Linked DNA regions of Homo sapiens: regions 1 and 2 are each linked to region 3. Evidence: chromatin contacts called from ENCODE Hi-C or POLR2A ChIA-PET data. All regions are on one chromosome and are shown on one strand. Each heading gives the region's core, a stretch centred on a gene start or an enhancer-like site at or near the end of the contact. The rest is flanking DNA. Distances are from core to core; before and after follow the strand shown.

Region 1 (4,797 bases), core at 64-2,563, 260 kb before region 3:
CCAGCACTTCGGGAGGCCAAGGCAGGAGGATTGCTAGAGCCCAATCCAGCAATCCTGGTTCAAGACCAGCTTAGGCAACATGGTGAAACCCTGTCTCTATAAAAAATTTAAAAAATAAAAATAATAGATTTCTTTTTCTTGCTAAAAGCAGTTTAAACTTGTTTCTGTTGCATGTATCCAATCTTAACTGCTGGATAATATCATTTGTATAAATATACTTCCATGTAGCCATTCTTCCGTTGATAGTCATTTTATTTTCAATTTTTTTCACTCTTAGAAACAAAACTGTAATGAACTTCTTGCATGTGTCTCTCTGCACATATTCATTAATTTCTCTAGGGCATATACCTAGAATTGCAATTGTCACAGCCTTGGGATTTTAATTTCCAAAATCTGACTCTGCCTCTTCCTGCGCTTTCTTACGCTTTCACTTCCAGCAAGCTGGAAGCCTCTTTAAACGTGGAAATCAGAGATAGTAGCCCTAATAAGGGTACAATAATAAATCATTCTTTGCAAGACTACACCTGTTCTAGGGTTTCATAAAGATCTCTGCTCCTCCCATGGCCAATAACTCAGTGGTTCTGATTTGAAAGCAGCAACCCTGTGACTCGCCACCTCGCGTATTCCCTGGTGTGAGTGGAGCCTGGAGTTCTCGTGTGTGGGGTGGAGGAGCCGTGCTGGGGACCCATGAGGCTGGAGAGGCCGGCACAGGCCAGACCATAAGGGGCCACGTGTTTCAGGGCAATGTACGTTGCGCTGGGGCCTACTGCCTCCCTTAGGACAGGGATGGGGCGACCTCCATCGTTTCAACCACAGGACACAGCGATGGCGGGGAGCTGAAGTCCTACTGCCGTCTGATCTTACTCCGCTCTTCCCCTTCAATCCCATCCAAATAGTGTGGGGGTTGGCCTCGAGGTTTCTCAACGTCCTTAAGCCCTGATTTAATACCTATGCATAGGGCCTTTCATTTATAGGGTTTTCCACCTGACGGGCCCTCTTCCGCTGCCGTTTCGCTTTGGCGCCCTCTGGCGCCCATAAACGAAGTGACGCGCCTGCGCTTCCCCCACCCTCTGCCCTTCGTCTCTTCCCCAGGTCGAATTGGTACCTCTACCTTTAGACACAGGGCCTAGCGGAAGAATTCCAGGGCCTAAGACTAGAAACGCGCGCTTGAAGCTCCCTCAGATTGGTCCAGTGAGGGAAGGGGAGGGCTGTAGCAAACTCCACAAAAGTCATTGGTCTCTTTCCTCAGGCTCCGCCCCGTGAGGCAATAGAGAACTCCCGTAATTGGTCGGAGCTCTGGAGGCGGGGCTTCGAGCGTGGCTCGTGGGTTTTCCGTGAAGTCGCGGTGCAGCGGTGGGCGGCATGTCTGTGGCCGGTGGGGAGATTCGTGGGGACACGGGGGGAGAGGACACTGCTGCTCCCGGCCGGTTCAGCTTCAGCCCGGAGCCCACGCTCGAGGACATGTAAGCAGGCCTGGCCCAGCTCGGGGTGGGGAAGTCGCCCCTTTCTCCCGCGTTTTGGGGAGGGTTCCTCCACGTGGTCGGGAAGCGGGCTGGCAGCGGGGCTCGGGTCCTGGCTCTGTGGGCTGTCCCTGGGTGAGCCTTCTTACCTCATCTGCAAAATGGGCGCAGCGGTGCACACCTGAGGCAAGGGAAATTGGGTGGTGCCTCCGAGTGGTAACTAGGAACGCCCTTCAGCCTAGCCCTGGGAAGATACCGGCACCAGATACCGCCTCTGCTCTCCAGGCGCCGGGGGTACGAGAGGGGCAAACGAAGTGCTGAGAGGTGGGAGACGTTATTTTTTGCTGGAGGAGGTCAAGAAAGGCTTCTTAGAGGAAGGGTCTGTGGAACTACCTTCTGTAAGAGAAATTGCATTTTGATGTGCGGCGATTCCAGGTGGAGGAAACTGCAGAAGTAGCAGCAGGAGATGGAATAATGAAGAGGGTTTTGTTAGTTTTGGCGAGATGTTAAGGGCAGTTCAGGGGCACGCCCATTTTATAGATGAGGGAACCAAGTTCCGGAAAGAGGAAATGACCTGCACAATACCATCCAATGAATTAGTTGCAGAATCTCCTGGTCCCAGGCCCCATTACATACTACGGGGGTAGCTGCCTCTGGCCCCTGCATCACCCTCTAACCCGGAGACTTGGACTTACACTCCTTTGTCCTATTTCAGCCGCCGCCTCCATGCTGAGTTTGCTGCGGAACGAGACTGGGAACAGTTCCATCAGCCTCGGAATCTCCTCCTGGCCTTGGTTGGGGAAGTGGGGGAGCTGGCAGAACTCTTGTGAGTAGATGGAAAGCTTCCTGGTAGAGTCTGAGTTGTGGGGGAGGGGAGGGGAGCATTTATTTGGTCTTCAAACATTCATGGGTTCAGTTTCCCCTCCTGATTGCTAGGCTCTTTGCTGTTGTTGGGATGCAGAGAGGACTCACGGGTCCCTGCCCTCTAGGGGCACTCAGCCTCCTGGAAGAGAGAGGTGTGAGGTGTGAAAGCATCAGGACAGGTCCCGTCTAGGAAGAAGCAGTGGCAACAACCCTTTTCCCTTCTTTTGTTTTTTGTTTTTTTGGCTTTTTTTTGAGACGGGGTCTCGCTCTGTCGCCCAGGCTGGAGTGCAGTGGCTCAATTTCGGCTCACTGCAACATCCGCCTCCTGGGTTTAAGCAGTTCTGTCTCAGCCCCCCGAGTAGCTGGGACTACAGGTGCCCCCCACCACGCCTGGCTAATTTTTGTATTTTTAGTGGAGACGGGGTTTCACCATATTGGTCAGGCTAGTCTCAAATTCCTGACCTCAGGTGATCCACCCGCCTTGGCCTCCCAAAGTGCTGGGATTACAGGGGTGAGCCACCACGCCTGGCCCAACAACCCTTTTCCTCTGCCTCTGGGGCTGAAAGGAAGGTATTCTGTAGAGGACCTGCCTGTGGCATTCCAGACATGGGAACTACATTTGCAGGGGCAGTGAGGCAAGAAAGGGCAAGTTCAATTCAGGGAGAATCTGACGCTCCTTCATTGTAAGCATCTCAGGAAAAATCAGGGATTTGGGATCTGTTTTCTCTGATGTGTCCCAAGTGCCCAGCGCATAGTAGGCGCTCAATAGGCACACGTTGGATGAGTGATAGGGCTGTGGAGGAGAGGGGTGGGAGTTGAACCCACAAAGATATGATTAGGGCTAGAGTATGATGGAGAGTTTGGACAGAAGACCTGACCAGATATGAGTGTTGGAAAGGTCACTGTGTCTACAGGGTGGATTGGATGGATCACTGAGAGAATGGGGCAGGGGACACCAGAGAGTTGGCTGGTGTAGACCAGGCAAGAGGCGATGAGCCCTAGACCAGGACAGTCATTTTTTTAAGAGAAAAGGTCTCACTCTGTTGCTGAGGCTGGAGTGTACTGGTGTGATCATAGCTCACTGAAGCCTCAGGAGCTCAAACGATCCTCCCACCTCAGCCTTCGGAGTAGCTGGGTCTACAGGCGTGCGCCACCACCAAGCCTGGCTAATTTATTTTTACTTTTTGTAGAGATGGGATCTCTCGCTGTTGTTGCCCAGGCTGGTCTCAAACTCCTGGTCTCAAGTGATTCACTTGCCTCACCATCCCGCAGCACTGGGGTTACAGGTTGAACCACTGCACATGGCCTCATGACAGATTTATGAACATCACCTATGTGCTAGGTCTTCTAGAATTGAGATATGGCCTGGAACAAGGCAGAAAGGTTTCCACCTTCACAGTGGAAGGAGATTGACAGTAAATCAGTAATCTCATATTAGAAGATCTGGAATTATGACAAGTTCTATGAGGAAAAGAACACAAGGTGATGACCCAGTCTGGCCAACATGGTGAAACCCTGTCTCTACTAAAAATACAAAAATTAGCCAGGCATGGTGGCGGGCGCCTGTAATCCCAGCTACTCAGGAGGCTGAGGCACAAGAATCGCTTGAACCCAGGAGGCAGAGACTGCAGTTAGCCAAGATCACACCATGGCACTCCAGCCTGGGCGACAGAGCAAGACTCTGCCTTAAAAAAAAAAAACAAAAAAGGGGCTGGGCGGGGTGGCTCACACCTGTAATCCCAGCACTTTGGGAGGCTGAGACGGGCAGATCATGAGGTTAGGAGATCAAGACCATCCTGGCTAACACGGTGAAACCCCGTCTCTACTAAAAATACAAAAAAATTAGCCGGGCGTGGTGGCGGGCGCCTGTAGTCCCAGCTACGCAGGAGGCTGAGGCAGGAGAATGGCGTGAACCCAGGAGGCGGAGCTTGCAGTGAGCCGAGATCGCGCCACTGCACTCTAGCCTGGGCGACAGAGCAAGGCTCCGTCTCAAAAAAAAAAAAAACCCAACGAAAAAGGTCCAGGTGCGGTGGCTCACACCTGTAATCCCAGCACTTTGGGAGGCCGAGGCAGGCAGATCACCTGAGGTCAGGAGTTCAAGACCAGCCTGGCCAACATGGTGAAACCCTGTCTCTACTAAAAAATACAACCATTAGCTGGGCATGGTGGCACACCCCTGTAGTCCCAGCTACTCGTGAGGCTGAGGCAGGAGAATTGCTTGAACCCTGGAGGCAGAGGTTGCAGTAAGCCAAGATTGTGCCACTGCATTCCAGCCAGGGCGACAGAGCAAGACTCCGTCTCAAAAAACAAAACAAAACAAAACAAAAAAGACCAGCCTGGCCAACAGGCTGAAACCCTGTCTCTACTAAAAATACAAAAATTAGCCGGGTGTGGTCACAGGCGCCTATAATCACAGCTACTCAGGAGGCTGAGGCAGGAGAATCGCTTGAATCCGGGAGGCAGAGCTGGCAGT
Region 2 (5,022 bases), core at 1,576-4,075, 470 kb before region 3:
TTTTTTTTTTTTTTTTTTGAGACTGAGTCTCACTCTATCACCCAGGCTGGAGTGCAGTGGTGCGATCTCAGCTTGCTGCAACCTCTGTCTCCTGGGTTCAAGCTATTCTCGTGCCTCAGCCGCCTGAGCAGCTGGAATTACAGGTTCACACAACCACACCCAGCTAATTTTTGTATTTTTAGTACAGATGGGGTTTCATCATGTTGGCCAAGCTGGTCTTGAAGTCCTGACCTCAAGTGATTGGCCCGCCTTGGACTCCCAACGTGCTGGGATTACAGGCATAAGCCACCGCACCTGGCCAGAAATGTACTTTTAAAATGAAGGGTGGCCGGATGCAGTGGCTCACTCCTGTAATCCCAGCACTTTAGGAGGCTGAGGCATGAAGATTGCTTGAAACAGGAGTTCGAGACCAGACTGGACAACACAGTGAGGCCCCGTTTCTGGGCACACTTGTGATTTCAGGCACAAGTCACCACGTGGGGGCTTCATCTAATTATTACCTCTGTATATTTTCCATGGTTTCCCATCTTTTACCTCTTTCATTACTACTGCATTTGTTTAGATTCTATCATCCTTGAAGGTCCAGCTGCAACAGCAGCCCCACCCATGCGTCGAAGCCTTCTGAGGTCTTTCCTTCTTCTGAGCTTCTAGGGCATCTTTTACTGTCCCTTCTGCCCTCCAATTGTGCCACCACCAGCCTGGCCAACATGGCGAAACGCCACCTGCTAAAAATACAAAAATTAGCCGGGTGTGGTGGCACATGCCTGTAATCCCAGCTACTCAGGAGGCTGAGGCAGGAGAATTGCTTTAGCTCTGGGAGGCGGAGGCTGTAGTAAGCTGAAATAGTGCCACTGCACTCTAGCCTGGATGACAGAGACTCTGTCTCTAAATAAATAAATAAATAAATAAGCAGGGCTCGGTGGCTCACACTTGTACTCCCAGCACTTTGGGAGGCTGAGGTGGGTGGATCACCTGAAGTCAGGAATTCGAGACTAGCCCGGCCAACATGGTGAAACCCTGTCTCTACTAAAAATACAAAAATTAGCCAAGCATGGTAGTGCGCACCTGTAATCCCAGCTACACGGGAAGCTGAAGCAGGAGAATCGCTTGAACCTGGGAGGCAGAGGTTGTAGTGAGCTGAGATCGCATCATTGCACTCCAGCCTAGGCAACAAGAGCGAGACTCCATCTCAAAACAAACAAAACAAACAAACAAACAAAATGCTGCTCACCTCAGAGGACTAGATGGAGAATTTTTTTTTTTTTGAGTCGGAGTTTTGTTCTTGTTGCCCAGGCTGGAGTATAATGGTGCGATCTCAGCTCACTGCAACCTCTGCCTCCCGGGTTCAAGCGATTCTCCTGCCTCAGCCTCCCGAGTAAGTGGGATTACAGGCATGCGTCACCACGCCCGGCTAATTTTGTATTTTTAGTAGAGACGGGGTTTCACAATGTTGGTCGGGCTGGTCTTGAACTCCTCACCTCAGGTGATCCGCCCGCCTCAGACTCCCAGAGTGCTGGGATTACAGGTGTGAACCACCGTGCCCTGCCTGGATGGGGATAGTTTTGTAAACTATAGAGTGCCCCCAATTTTTAGTAAAGTTACAAAGAATTTTCACACATTTTGAGTTTTATGGAGCTAGAATGCACATCACAAATACACCTATTTGAAGTGTACAATTCAATTTTTGTGCTAGCATGAAAATTTTAGTGCACTTTCATGACCACAAAAAGAAACTGCATATTCATTAGCATTCACTCCCCATTCCCCCTAGTCCTTCTTTTTTTCCCTGGGCCATAGCGTCTGGCCAATGAAACGGATTTTTGTGCTAGCGCGGCCACAATCAGTACTAGTACATTTTCATCACCCCAGAAAGAACCTCTGTATTTATTAGCATTCACTCCCCTTTCCCCGAGTCCTTCTATAGATTTGTGTATTCTAGATATTTCATATTTTATAAAACACCTTCACACATTTTTACTTGACTTCCAGGATTTTTCTTTTCTCTCTTTTTTTTTTTTGAGACAGAATTCCGCTCTTGTTGCCCAGGCTGGAGTGCAATGGCGCGATCTCGGCTCACCACAACCTCTGCCTCCCGGGTTAAAGCGATTCTCCTGCCTCAGCCTCCAGAGTAGCTGGGATTACAGGCATGCGCCACTACGCCCGGCTAATTTAGTAGAGACGGGGTTTCTCCATGTTGGTCAGGTTGGTCTCGAAGTGTGATCCGCTCAAAGTGCTGGGATTACAGGCGTGAGCCACCGTGCCCAGTCCAGGAGGATTTTTCTTTGTAAGAACCTTTTACAATGATCTGTGGGGGTCCATCCCTCCTATTTTACAGGAGAAAATAGACGGTTATCTAGGCTTTGTGAGTGCCAAGTTCGCACGCGGCTTTCGACTCCGTGGCTACATTGTCGGGCCGGGATTTCGCGATTTCGAGGAGGGATGCTCGGCCTCCTCCTACTAGCGTGGTTGGGGCCTCGGCCAGGGCCGAGTTCCGCGGGGGAGAGCCCCAGGGTTCTGCCACCGCACCGTTGACCTAGAATGCACGTGGGGACAGCCAAAGGTCCAGTCTCCAGTCTCGGAACCCGCGGGCCCCCGAACACGTCTGCCTGCTTGGTCTTCTTTGAACCCAAGTCCCACCGCCCACCAGGATCCTAATGACGCCGGCCTGGGGAACTCCCACGCACGCGCCGTTCAAACGCCCCGCCCTCCGCGGCCCAATCACCGCACACCTTGTTTGGACGTTCGACCAGAAGCGTCCTATCAGCGAGCGCGATCCTAGAGACTGACCAGGATCCGTGACGCCCGTTCGGGTGGGCAGTGCCAGTGCGCTGAAGGGCAAGCCTCAGGGGAAGCTTGTTCCTTATTTAGTAAGATTAGCTTGACTAAGGGAGCGAAGGGCGTCACACTGCTTTTGGAAACAGGTGGTGAGGCTGGCGTCGCCATGTTTTCTAAGGGACTTTCTCAGGATCAGATCCAAGAGTGGTCCTTTAGGGCTTTTTTTTTTTTTTTTTGAGACGTTGTCTCGCCCTGTCACCCAGGCTGGAGTGCAGTGGCGCGATCTCGGCTCAGTGCAACTTCCGTCTCTCGGGTTCAAGCAATTCTCCTGCCTCAGCCTCCAGGGTAACTGCGATTACAGGCTCCCGCCACCACGCCAGGCTAATTTTTGTATTTTAAGTAGAGACGGGATTTCACCATATTGGCCAGGCTGGTCTTGAACCCCTGACTTCCAGTGATCCGCCAACCTCAGCCTCCCAAAGGGGCTTTTAAATGTAAGGGCCGCGCAGGGGCTCCGGGTAGGGCATGAAAGGTTGGGAGGGGCCCTAGCCATTGTCTTTTTTGTTATTGTTAAGGCTGACTTTTTTTAGGCTGTCGCCCATTCTAGAATGCAGCGGCGTGATCTTGGCTCACTGCAGCCTCGACTTCCCTGGCTCAAGTGATCCTCCCACCTCAGCCTCCCGAGTTGCTGGGACCACAGGTGCCACACCGCGCCCGCTTAATTTTTTTTTCTTTATATATATTTTTTTGTAGTGACGGGGTTTCGAACTCCAGGACTCAACGGAGCCTCCCATCTCAGACTCTGGGTGAGATTATAGGCGTTAACCATGACTCCCTACCCAGTATAAACTCAAACACACCAGGCGCAGCAGCTCACGCCTGTAATCCCAGCACTTTGGGAGGTGAAGGCAGGTGGATCACCTGAAGTCAGGAGTTCGAGACCAGCCTGGCCAACATGGCGAAATCCCGTCTCTACTAACAATAACAAAAATTAGCTGGGCGTGGTGGCAGGCGCCTGTAATACCAGAGATTCAGGAGGCTGAGGCAGGAGAATCGCTTGAACCCAGGAGGTGGAGGTTGCAGCCAGCCAAGATCGTGCCATTGCACTCCAGCTGGGGCAACAAGAGTGAAACTCTGTCTCAAAAAAACAAAAACAAAAGCAAATAAAATATTGCTGGGCGCGGTGGCTCACACCTGTAATCCCAGCAGTTTGGGAGGCCAAGGCGGGCGGATCACTTGAGGTCAGGAGTTTGAAACCAGCCTGGCCAACATGGTAAAAACCTTTTCTCTACTAAAAATACAAAAAAATTAGCCCAGCGTGGCAGTGGATGCCTGTAATCCCAGCTACTTGGGAGGCTGAGACAGGAGAATCCCTTGAACTCGGGAGGTGGAGGTTGCAGTGAGCCGAGATCATGCCATTGCACTCCAGCCCGGGCGACAGAGCGAGACTTTGTCTCAAAAAAAATAAAAAAATAAAAAAACCAAACATTTAAAAAATAAAAAACCAAACGAGGCTGGGCACGGTGGCTCATGCCTCTAATCCCAGCACTTTGGGAGGCTCAGGCAGGCAGATCACTTGAGGCCAGGAGTTGGAGACCAGCCTGGCCAACATGGTGAAACCCTGTTTCTACTAAAAATACAAAAATTAGCTAGGCATGGTCATGGGAGCCTCTAATCCCACAGGCTGAGGCAGAAGAATCGCTTGAACCTGGGAGGTGGAAGTTGCAGTGAACTGAAATTGCGCCACTGTACTCCAGCCTAGGCGACAGAGCGAGACTCCATCTCAAAAAATAAAACAAAACAAAACAAAACAAAAATGAAAAAAAAAAAAAATAGCTGGGCATGGTGGCGGGCGCCTGTGGTCCTAGCTCCTCAGGTGGCTGAGGCGGGAGGATCTCTTGAGCCCAGGAGTTTGAGGCTGTAGTGAGCTGTGATTGCACCATTGCACCCCAGCCTAGTGACACAGTGAGACCCCATGTCCATACACAACAAAAGCAAAAGAGGAATACAAAAATAGCTATATATTTTTAGTGTTTGCATTTAAGAAACTGATGCTTTTAACACAGTAATACATTACAATATAATTATTATACTCACAATATTGTTACAAGAGAAAAATAATACATAAGGCAAGATAATGAGGCCTAGTTCCTAATGAGGGTTTTCTTTCAATTCAGTGTCTCTAGGTCCAGAATACTTGCTTGAGGCTAAAATAAAGGTTTAAATTTTAGAGTTTTGGCTGGGTGT
Region 3 (4,377 bases), core at 912-3,411:
ACGCTCCTCACTTCCCAGACGGGGTTGTAGCGAGCCGAGACCACGCCACTGCACTCCAGCCTGGGCACCACCGAGCACTGAGTCTTCACATCTGTTATAGCTGCCTTTGCAAAGGAAAAATAGTATTATCTTATTTTCCAAGAGATATACACAGAGCAATTTTTTTTTCTGCAGGGAACTTGTGCAAACCAACATAAGATCTAAATTCTCCATATAATATATCAAGCAGGAAAAGCCTCATCAGATTTCTTTTTTGAATTCTGGGATGCTGACACTTTCCAATTAGGCAATGGTTCTTCATCCTGCAGTTGGCTCAGAGCTGCAGCTGACTGTGGGTCTGCCATAGCAGACATGATTTCTTTATTTTGATATGGAGTTTTGCTGTTTCGCCCAGTCTGGAGTGCAGTGGCACGATCTCGGCTCACTGCAACCTCCTCCCCGCAGGTTCAAGCAATTCTCCTGCCTCCACCTCCAGAGTAGCTGGGATTATAGGTGCCTGCCACCATGCCCAGCTAATTTTTGTATTTTTAGTAGAGATGGGGTTTTGCCATGTTGGCTGAGCTGGTCTTGAACTCCTGACCTCAGAGTGATCTGCATGCCTCGGCCTCTCAAAGTGCTGGGACTCCAGGTGTGAGCCACCACACCTGTCTAATTTTTCTATTTTTTGTAGAGACAGGTTTCACCATGTTGGCCAGGCTGGTCTCGAACTCCGGACCTCAGGTGATCCGCCCGCCTGGGCACCCCAAAGTGTTGGGATTCCAGGTGCAAGCCACCACACCTGTCTAATTTTTCTATTTTTTTAGAGATGGGGTCTTGCTATACTGCCCAGGCTGGTCTCAAACTCCTGACCTCAGGTGATCCGCCTGCCTCACCTCCCAGAGTGCTGGGATTACAGGCGTGAGCCACTGCTCCTGGCCTGAACTAGGTATTGAATAGGAGTCTGCCAAGCAAAGAAGAGAGGCAGGAGGGAGAAGAGCCATTCAGATGAAGGCAGGAAAAGATCATGACGTTTTAGGGAATGGAGAGCTGTCCCCCAAGGCTGGGGCCTCAGATGCTTGGGGTGAGAGGAAAGGTCAGAATGCTGGGAAGGTCCATAGGGGCAGAGCATGGGGGACCTCAAACAGAGCCTTCTCAAGGAGTTTTCTCCAGTGAGTAGCACGGAGCCCCCACAAGTCTCCAGGTAAAGAAGTAACAGTTTCATTGGCAAGAGGTTGCTCTGGTAGCCTGGCACCTCCTCATGTGGCCCTGATCTTCCATCTACCTGCAGGGTCAGCACTGACTCACATTCTGAAAGCACTCCTGCCCGGGCACAGTGGCTCATGCCTGAAATCCCAGCACTTCTGGAGGCCAAGGCAGGAGGATCATTTGAGGCCAGGAGATTGAGACAAGCCTGAACAACATAGTGAGACTCCATTTCTACAAAATATAAAATATGGGCTGGACACGGTGGCTAATGCCTGTAATCCCAGCACTTTGGGAGGCCAAGGCGGGCGGATCACCCGAGGTCAGGAGTTCGATATCAGCCTGACCAACATGGTGAAACTCTGTCTCTACTAAATACAAAAAATTAGCCAGGCGTGGTGGCGCATGCCTGTAATCCCAGCTACTTGGGAGGCTGAGGCAGGAGAATTGCTTGAACCCGGGAGGCGGAGGTTGCAATGAGCTGAGATTGTACCATTGCACTCCAGCCTGGGCAGCAAGAGCGAAACTCTGTCTCAAATAAATAAATAAATAAATAAAATAAAATATTAGCCACGTGTGATGGCATGTGCCTGTAGTCCTAACTACTCGGGAGGCTGAAGCAGGAGGATCCCTTGAGCCCAGGAGTTGGAGGCTTCAGTGAACTATGATTGCGCCACTGCATTCCAGCCTGGATGACAGAAGGAGACCCTGTCTCTAAAAAAATGTTTTTAAAGTAATGGTTCTCATTGGGCCCAAGGCCGATCCCTCTTGGGACACATTCCTCCCATTTCTTCAGTGATCTCACCTCATCGTTTCACCCTTTTCTCCTCTACTGGCAGGCCTCTCTCTGCAGACCCTCTCTTTTCAGGATATAAAACACACCCAGGTTCCTGTGTGCAGGGGGAACCTCTCTCAACTTGGCAACCTCAAACCACTTCCCTATTTCACTCCTATTGTTCACATGTGAGTTTCTTGAGAGAGTGGTGGACACTCACTGTCTCCACTTCCTCATTTCCTACTTTTCCACCTACTTGAGTCTGTCTTCTGCCCTCGCCATTCCACATATATTTGCCCTCACCAGCCAGGCCCGGTGGCTCACGCCTGTTATCCCAACACTTTGGGAGGCTGAGGCAGGCAGATCACCTGAGGTCAGGAGTTCAAGACCACCCTGGCCAACATGGTGAAACCCCATCTCTACTAAAAACACAAAAATTAGCTGGGTGTGGTGGCGCACACCTGTAATCCCAGCTACTGGGGAGGCTGAGGCAGGAGAATCGCTTGAACCCGGGAGACAGAGGTTGCAGTGAGCCGAGATTGAGCCATTGCACTCCAGCCTGGGTGACAGAGCGAAACTCCATTAAAAAAAAAAAAAAAAAAGATTTGCCCTCAGCAGGGCCACCAGTAACTTCCTGGTCATCAAATCAGGCAAACACGTTTTGGTGTCCATCCAATGCTACTGACTATGCCTCCTCCTTGAACATGTTCCTTTCGAATATGCGACGACGCACCCTCCCCTTGTTCTCATCTTTCTCTATGGCTTTCTCTGTCAATCCCCTGTGGGGTGTCTCTTCCTCTGCTTTACTCATTACACCCAGAGTCCTCCCAGGACTCCACCTCTTAGTTACTTATTTAGATTCAGGGTCTTGTTCTGTCACCCAGGCTGGAGTGCAGGGGTGCAATTACAGCTCACTGCAGCCTCAAAGTCCTGGGCTCAGGCGATCCTCCTGCCTCAGCCTCCCAAAGTGCTGGGACTAAAGGCGTGCAACACCATGCCTGGCTAATACTTCTGGTTTTTGGAGAGGCGGGGGGGGTCCCATAATGTTGCCCAGGCTGGTCTTAAACTCCTGGCCCTAAGCAACCCACCCATCTCAGCCTCCCAAAGTGCTGGGATTACAGACGTGAGTCCCGCACCTCCATCTCTTCTTATTGCACTCAAACTCCCCACACTATCTTATCCACATAGGCAGCTTCAATTGCAAACTCTGATGACTCTCAGCCTGTCTCTGAGGTACAAACCTGTCTCTGTGTTTCCTGGTTCTGACCTGCATGTCCCATTAGAACCCCAGGGAGGGCCTCCTGGAGTGAGGAGTCTTGACCTTGAATCTCCCCTTTTCTCTTCATCACTACCGACACTACCTGAGTTGAGTTGCTTCTACCATTGCAGGAACCCCCTAAGTAATCTGCAGGCCATCTCACCTTCTTCTGATCCATCTTTTATTTATTTATTTACTTACTTACTTACTTACTTACTCACTTACTTATTTGAAACAGAGTCTTGTTCCATCACTCAGGCTGGAGTGCAGTGGCACAATCTCAGCTCACTGCAACCTCCACCTCTTGGGTTCAAGCGATTCTCGTGCCTCAGCCTCCTGAGTAGCTGGGGTTACAGGCACACGCCACCACAGCTGGCTAATTTTTGTATTTTTAGTAGAGATGGGGTTTCACCATGTTGGCCAGGCTGGTCTGAAACTCCTGACCTCAGGCGATCCGCCCACCTCAGCCTCCCAAAGTGCTGAGATTACAGGCATGAGCCACCACACCCAGCTCCCATGACTGCTTAACTGATAGAATGTGGTAGAAGTTATTCTGTGACAATTACAGGCCTATCCTTTCAGTAGACTAAAAGGTTTTGCTTCCTTTCTCAGGATGCTTCTGCTCAAAATCCCAGAATAATGAGAAATAACAAAATGGTTGTCAATTTGGCCAGGTGCAGTGGCTCACACCTATAATCATAGCACTTTGGGAGGCCAAGGCGGGTGGATCAGTTGAGCTCAGAAGTTCAAGAACTGCCTGGGCAATATGGTGCAACCTTGTGTCTACAAAAAATATACAAAATTAGCTGGGCATGCACCTGTTGTCCCAGCTACTCAGGAGGCTGAGGTGGGAGGATTGCTTGAACCAGGGAGGCAGAGGTTGCAGTGAGCCAACATCACACTGCTGTACTCCAACCTGGGCAACAAAGTGCAACCCTGTTTCAAAACAAACAAACAAACAAAATAATAATAAATAATGGCTCCAGTGTGGTGGCTCACACCTGTAATCCCAGCACTTTGAGGGGCCAAGGCAGGAGGATTTCTTGAGCCCAGGAGTTCAAGACTAGCCTGGGCAACACAGAGAGATCCTAACTCAACGAATAATATAAAAAGTTAGCGGGCTGGGTGCAGTGGCTCACACCTCTAATCCCAGCATTTTGGG

The links. A loop is a pair of places that touch in the nucleus more often than their neighbours do. ChIA-PET counts read pairs that join two places held with the same protein, here RNA polymerase II (POLR2A). Pooled maps may share reads with other maps.
Region 1: a pooled map shows a loop between it and region 3 (2.4-fold over the local background). The contact joins the promoter of DCTPP1 here to the enhancer-like site in region 3. A Hi-C loop is called at or near these places in 1 of 50 pooled maps. POLR2A ChIA-PET finds 5 or more read pairs at or near these places in 3 of 52 experiments (HEK293T, OCI-LY7 and naive thymus-derived CD4-positive, alpha-beta T cell).
Region 2: a pooled map shows a loop between it and region 3 (2.5-fold over the local background). The contact joins two enhancer-like sites. A Hi-C loop is called at or near these places in 2 of 50 pooled maps. POLR2A ChIA-PET finds 5 or more read pairs at or near these places in 4 of 52 experiments (AG04450, BJ, HEK293 and 1 more).

The regions. Positions count from the first base shown.
Region 1 is chr16:30,426,546-30,431,342 of GRCh38, reverse strand. DCTPP1 (dCTP pyrophosphatase 1) reads left to right here and starts at 1,313. Exons shown (of 3, transcript NM_024096.2): 1 at 1,313-1,463; 2 at 2,176-2,286. The coding sequence starts at 1,363. RefSeq lists enhancers at 866-975, 1,376-1,455, 2,209-2,709, 2,710-3,210.
Region 2 is chr16:30,632,159-30,637,180 of GRCh38, reverse strand. No RefSeq gene overlaps it. Among named protein-coding and RNA genes, the nearest start is that of PRR14, 16 kb to the left of the region's middle. RefSeq lists enhancers at 1,813-2,763, 2,764-3,715. Within about 2 kb of position 2,825, at least 38 of the 41 ENCODE cell types and tissues checked have a DNase peak (open chromatin) inside an H3K27ac peak, as active enhancers do.
Region 3 is chr16:30,164,160-30,168,536 of GRCh38, reverse strand. No RefSeq gene overlaps it. Among named protein-coding and RNA genes, the nearest start is that of CORO1A, 17 kb to the left of the region's middle. RefSeq lists an enhancer at 2,192-2,451. Within about 2 kb of position 2,161, at least 6 of the 41 ENCODE cell types and tissues checked have a DNase peak (open chromatin) inside an H3K27ac peak, as active enhancers do.